Regions from separate parts of the Homo sapiens genome. Here region 1 is linked to region 2. A link is a contact called in ENCODE Hi-C or POLR2A ChIA-PET data. All regions are on one chromosome and are shown on one strand. The core of a region is the stretch at or near the end of the contact, and the rest is flanking DNA. Distances in the headings are between cores, read along the strand shown.

Evidence for each region. A loop is a pair of places that touch in the nucleus more often than their neighbours do. ChIA-PET counts read pairs that join two places held with the same protein, here RNA polymerase II (POLR2A). Pooled maps may share reads with other maps.
Region 1: a map of MCF 10A shows a loop between it and region 2 (20-fold over the local background). The contact joins the enhancer-like site here to the promoter of KANK3 in region 2. A Hi-C loop is called at or near these places in 4 of 168 maps with a recorded cell type or tissue (CD4-positive, alpha-beta T cell, CD8-positive, alpha-beta T cell, MCF 10A and 1 more), 1 of 37 single-sample maps with no recorded cell type and 10 of 50 pooled maps. POLR2A ChIA-PET finds 5 or more read pairs at or near these places in 1 of 52 experiments (activated T-cell).

What each region holds. Positions count from the first base shown.
Region 1 is chr19:9,074,316-9,077,446 of GRCh38, reverse strand. No RefSeq gene overlaps it. Among named protein-coding and RNA genes, the nearest start is that of MUC16, 10 kb to the right of the region's middle. RefSeq lists an enhancer at 2,459-3,131. Within about 2 kb of position 1,711, at least 10 of the 41 ENCODE cell types and tissues checked have a DNase peak (open chromatin) inside an H3K27ac peak, as active enhancers do; they include mammary epithelial cell, where a contact is called at or near this core.
Region 2 is chr19:8,341,837-8,345,272 of GRCh38, reverse strand. KANK3 (KN motif and ankyrin repeat domains 3) reads left to right here and starts at 2,011. Exons shown (of 11, transcript NM_198471.3): 1 at 2,011-2,048. RefSeq lists an enhancer at 1,777-2,568.

The sequences.
Region 1 (3,131 bases), core at 462-2,961, 730 kb before region 2:
GCTACCTTGGCCGGAAGACACCTGCCCTGGCCGGAAGACACGTACCCTGGCTGGAAGACATCTACCCTGGCCGGAAGACACATGCCCCTGAAGATCAAGAGACGGGCCATCCGGGTACCATGTAGCAGTTACGTCAGACTGGGACACTTGCTGTTTACGGGAGACTATAAAACCCCTGCCCCGTCCTCACTTGGGGCTGACGCCATTTTAGGCCTCAGCCGTCTGCACCCAGGTGCACATTAAAACAGCGTGTTGCTCCACACCAGCTCATGTTGTTTGTTGGCTTGCTCTCGGGGTTCGAAACGACACAAGAGCCTTACAAATTCCATGCTTGGCTCACTCGGCATTTCCTTAACAGATGTTCATTCAGTGCCTGCATGCTTGACAAGCCCCAGGTCTGAGAATACAACGGATCAGTGAATGAACCAACATGCAAAAATCCCTGACATTCTAGTGTTAAGAGTCTACAGGTAGAATAAATAAGTAAATTTAAAAAGATGTTAGATCCCTTTTCTTTTTGAGACAGGGTCTTGCTGTGTTGACCAGGCTGGAGTGCAGGGGCACAATCATAGTAAGGGAGGACACCACCCCTCATATTATGCCCAATTTCTGCCTCCAAAGAAAGAAGAAGTAAAAACTAAATGGCAGAAATCAAATCCATAGGCAGACAGCCCGGCACCGCACCCTGGGCCTGGTTAAAGATCGACCCCTGACCTAACCGGTTATGTTATCTATATATTCCAGATACCTCAAGGAAAAGGTAATTATTTGATTCAAGACCTTCAAAACGAGGCCAGGTGTGGTGGCTCACGACTGTCATCTCAGCATTTTGGGAGGCCAATGCAGTAGGATCACTTGAGGTCAGGAGTTCGAGACCAGCCTGGGCAACACAGCAAGAACCTGTCTCTTTTGAGTTTTTTTGTTTGTTTGTTTGTTTTGTTTTTGAGATGGAGTTTTGTTCTTGTCGCCCAGGCTGGAGTGCAATGGCATAATTTCGGCTCACTGCAACCTCCACCTCCTGGGTTCAAGTGATTCTCCTGCGTCAGTCTCCTGAGTAGCTGAGACTACAAGCGTGCACCACTACGCCTGGCTAATTTTTTTGTATTTTTAATATAGACGGGGTTTCACCATTTTGGCCAGGCTGGTCTGGAACTCCGGACCTCAGGTGATCCACCCACCTCGGCCTCCTAAAGTACAGAGATTACAGGCATGAGCCACCGCACCCGGCCAAGACCCTGTCTCTGAAAATAATTTTTAAAAATTAGCCGGGTGCCTACAGTCCCAGCTACTCAGGAGGCCAAGGTTGGAGGATCGATTGGGCCCAGGAGTTGGAGGCTACAGTAAACTATGATCGCATCACTGCCCTTCACCTAGGGGCAGAGTGAGACCTTGTCTCAAAGAAGAAAGACCTTCGAAAATGAAACAGGGAACCAGAAGGAGGGCAAGGTGGCAGCCAGGGCAAAATCCCTATGATGAGGGCATGCGGCTATGTGCAAGGAATTGCTCTGAGAATAAAGATGGGGACATTCTAGCCGAGCTAAAGAATGATCCATTTACTTATCATTGTAAGAAAATTGGAGCCGTTCCCAGAGATGACTAAGACCTAGGCCTGCAAAGTGTGAAGCCTGCAGGGAGGTGGGGGAAGGAGGCGAAGAACAAAGAACGCAAGGGGGGCCGAGTGAGTCATGGGCAGTGGGAACGGCGGTGCGGTGCATGGCTGGGTGCAGATAATTACCCTCGGGTAGCAGCCAGGCCCAGGTGGGGTGGGTGTCAGCAGGAGATGGACAGAGACCTCCCTCCGCTTCAGAAAGTAAAACCGGTGTTGCCCCAGCCTGGAACTCCCCCAGGAGAGTTGGAATCCTGCCCATCCCCTCCCCTCTTCCTCCAGTCTTTTCTTCCAGCTCAGGCCTGAGCTTTAAAAATCTTGCTTCCCAGCCACGGCCAAGACACGTCCCTGCCTCCCCCAGCAGAATGCAGATTTCAGGTGTCATTCATGAACTATTTAAGGGTTTCTGGAATGTTAGATTTGCCTGCTAGTCTGGGAGTCTTGGAGGGGGAGACCAGCTGTCACACGTCCTGCCCATGGCCGTGATTGGAGCACCCGGCAAGCTTAGGAGACAATGTTCACATGGACAGACTTTCTCTCTGAATGCCTTTGTCAGAGATGTTTAAACCAGAGTGACTCCATCTTGTGTAGGGGCTGGGTAAAATAAGGCCAAGACCTGCTGGGCTGTGTTCCCAGACAATTAAGGCATTCTAAGTCACAGGATGAGATAGGAGGTCAGCACAAGATGCAGGTCATAAAGACCTTGCTGATAAAACAGGTTGCAAAAAGAAGCCAGTCAAAACCCACCAAAACCAAGATGGCCCCAATAGTGACCTCTGGTTGTCCTCACTGCTACACTCCCATCAGTGTCACTGAGTCAGGAAAACAAGGTCTGGAGGCCAAGAATATAAGGTCGATTCACACTTCACCTATGGCAGGAAGGGCGGAAGCCAAGTCAATGACTGTAACCTTACTTCATCCTCTCCATTTACATAGGGCGTACCCCAAGTAAAGGGTATTTAAACTCCGAAAAATTCTGTAATGGGGACTTTGAGCCCCTATGCTCCAGCCCACTCCCACACTGTGGAGTGTGCTTTCATTCTCAATAAATCCCTGCCTCTGGCTGGGGCGCGGTGGCTCACACCTGTAATCCCAGCACTTTGGGAGGCCGAGGCAGCCGGATCACCTGAGGTCGGGAGTTCACCTGAGGTTGGGAGTTCGAGACCAGCCTAACCAACATGGAGAAACCCCGACTCTACTAAAAAAAAATACAAAATTAGCCGGGCATGGGGGTGCATGCCTATAATCTCAGCTGCTCGGAAGGCTGAGGCACGAGAATCACTTGAACCCGGGAGGCGGAGGTTGCGGTGAGCCAAGATTGCACCATTGCACTCCAGCCTGGATGACAGAGGAAGACTCCGTCTCAAAAAAAAAAAAAAAAAAAAAAAATCCCTGCTTCTGCCTTCCTTGCTTTTGCTTTGTTGGTGTGTTTTGTCCAATTCTTTGTTTGGGATGCCAAGAACCTGGACACCTTCTACCAGTAACACCATGACAGTTTACAGATGCCATGGCGACACCAGGAAGT
Region 2 (3,436 bases), core at 762-3,261:
AGTATCAGATGTTAAAATACATTTTAAAATATTACTATATTCTGGCCAGGTGCTGTGGCTTATGCCTGTGATCCCAGCACTTTGTGAGGCCAAGGCAGGTGGATTGCTTGAGCCAAGGAGTTGAAGACCAGCCTGGGCAAAGTAGTAAAAGCCCGTCTCTACTAAAAATAAAAAAAATTAGCTAGGCGTAGCACACACTTGTAATCCCAGCTACTTGGGAGGCTGAGGCAGGAGGATCTCTTTAACCTGGGAGGCGGAGTTTGTAGTGAGCTGAGATATTGTGCCACAGCACTCTACCCTGGGCAACAGAATGAGACCCTGACTCAAAAAAGAAAAAGAAAACATTATTTCAGCAAACATTTATTAAGCATCTACTGTGTACTAGGGTCGCTGGATAAAGCAGTTATCAAAACCAGTTTCCTGTTCCCATGGTGCTGACACTTAATTTAGAGACAGAGTCTCACTCTGTTGCCCAGGCTGGTCTTGAGCTGCTGGGCTCAAAAGATCCTCCCACCTCAGCCTCAGGAGGTGCTAGGATTACAGGCATGAGCCACCCCACCTGGCCTTGGTGCCGACACTTTAGTGAGATGGCAAGCAGGTAAACCAATAAATAACCAGCCAGGCATGGTGGCTCACGCCTGTAATCCCAGCACTTTGGGAGGCTGAGGTGGGCGGATCACCTGAGGTCAGGAGTTCGAGACCAGCCTGGGCAACATGGTGAAACCCTGTCTCTACTAAAAATACAAAAATTAGCTGGGCGTGGTGGTGTGCGCCTGTAATCCCAGCTACTTAGAAGGCTGAGGCAGGAGAATCGCTTGAACCCCAGGAGGCAGAGGTTGCAGTGAGCCAAGATCGCACCACTGCACTCCAGCCTGGGACAGAGCGAGACTCTGTCTAAAAAAAAATTAAATTAAATTAAAAAATAAACCAAATAAATAACTGAGTGTTTCGTTTTTGTCTTTTTGTTTTGTTGTTTTCTTTTGTTTTGAGAACTAGGTCTTGCTATGTTGCCCAGGCTGGTCTCAACTCCTGGCTCAAGCTATCCTCCCATCTATGCCTCCCTAAATACTGGATTTACAGGCGTGAGTCACTGCGCCTGCCAATAACAGAGTCTGCTTTTTTTTTTTTTTCCAGATAGTAAAAGTAGCTATTAGGTTAATACAATAGAGTGATGAGAAAAATACTAACTGGGGAGGGGCTATGTCAGGAATTTAGGGGGCAGCAACACAAAAGCTGAACCTCAGAAAGTAGGGAAGGCCGGGCGCGGTGGCTCACGCCTGTAATCCCAACACTTTGGGAGGCTGAGGCGGGCGGATCACTTGAGGTCAGGAGTTCCAGACCAGCCCGGCCAACATGGTGAAACCCCATCTCTACTAAAAATACAAATATTAGCTGGACGTGGTGGTGTGTGTCTGTAATCCCAGCTACTCGGGAGGCTGAGGCAGGAGAATTGCTTGAACCCAGGAGGCGGAGGTTGCAGTGAGTGTCACTGCACTCCAGCCTGGGACTCCGTCTCAAAAAACAAAAACAAAACAAAACAAAAAACAGTAGGGGAGCCTCAAAAAGTACCTACGTGTACAGGTGCAAGGGAAAGCATTTCAGGTAGGTGGAACAGCATGTGCAGAGGCCCTGCGGTGGGGAAGATCCGGGACCTGATACTTCACCCAGGCACTGCGAAATAAGTGCCAGTTATAGAAATCCCACCGGGTTACTCTTCTACTCATAGTTCTCCCATGGCTCCCTCGTGCCTGTGGATCAAATCCAAGCTCCTTGGCCCGGCGCTGGGCAGAGACTTGACCTCTGCTGGTGCAGAAATGCCGCCAGCCAGCGCTCGGCGACCGTCACTCCAGGGCCCGCCCTCAGTCACCACCCCTACATTCCAGGCCCCGCCTGCCTGTCCCACCCCACCGTCCCACTGGGCGGCTTGGAGAGCCTCGGGTGCTGGTTGGCTGGCGTGGCCGTCAGTTAGGGCGAAGGCCTTGATAATCAGTCCCCGGACTTCGAGGGGGCGGGCTCGGGTGCGGGCGCGGCTGGGGCTGCGGCTTCAGGTAAATTGCCAGCTTGCGGGGACACGGATGGGGGACCCCTGGGTGGGTGGATTCGGGGACGCACCGGGACCCGGCGCTGCGCTGCGTTTCCAGCCCCACTGAGGGCTCTGCCCGCTGCGACGGGGCGGGCGTCGTGTCCTCTGGCCGGGACCCCTCCCACATTGGAAGTCCCAGGTGGGTAGCGAGCAGAGTGGGGGGCTCTGGAGGCGTGGGCTTGCCCCCCTCTCGCCCTTCGGGAGCTCACTGCGGGGCTCGTTCGCTCCCTAATGCCACAACCGGCCCTGGGACCCTTTCCCGGGACGGCCTGGGGACCCCAGCCAGCCCCTCGCGCTGGGCTGGGTGTGGGAGCGTGTCACGGAAATGGTGTTTTGGGGAGGGACGCACGGCCCCCGGACCCGCAGACAATGGGTAGCGGATGGAACCGCCCGGCGGCGCTTCCTGTAGGAAACTGCTCTGTCTCTGTGCGGCTAGGACGACCTGGGGGTGGACGGGTGATGATGACTTTAACACCCACCTTCCTGCCGCCACCGGTCCCCCACCCACCCACCTCAAGAGTCTGAGAGTCCCAGCAGACATCAGGGGCTGCCAGTACTCAGGGCCTCCTGGAAGGCGCCCTCTCCCCAGGACTGGGATCCTCACTGGCCTGCCGTGGCCCCCACCACTCCGGTTTGGTGATCACAGCTCTGCGTCCCAAAATAGTCCCTGGGGCGGGAGAGGGGGCGTGTGGCGTCGGCTCTGACGGCCTAATGAGGGGGTCTCAGGCACAGAATCCGGATCTAGCTGTGACAGTCAGGGCAGGGAGCGGAGGAGAGGGAAGGCAGCTAAACGCCCCACTTAGTGAGGCCCCAGCCCCTGAAGCCGCAGAGGTGGTGGGCACCTCCGCCCCCAATCAGAGTCTGACACAGGTGTAGGCTGGGAGGGACAAGCCCCCTGAGGCTCCTTGGTGGTTCATGCCTGTTATCCCAGCACTTTGGGAGGTCAAGTAGGGCTGATCTCTTGAGGTCAGGAGTTTGAGACCAGACTGACCAACATGATGAAACCCGTCTCTACTAAAAATTCAAAAATTAGCCAGCTGTGGTGGCAAGTGCCTGTAATCCCAGCTACTCAGGATGCTGAGGCAGGAGAGTCGCTTGAACCCTGGGCTCAGAGGTTGCAGTGAGCCGAGATCCTGCCACTGCACTCCAGCCTGGGTGACAGAGACTCCGTCTCAAAAATAAAAATAAAAGAAAGCATTCAAGTGTAGTGGCCAAAGCAAGGACTCTGGAAGACCTGCCTGGGTTTAAAACCTGCCTCTGCCTGTTTATGACAGGACCCAGGCAGGACACTAAACTGTTCTGTGTCTCAGTTTCTCCATCTGTACAATAGGGGAAGGGACAATGATCATAGGA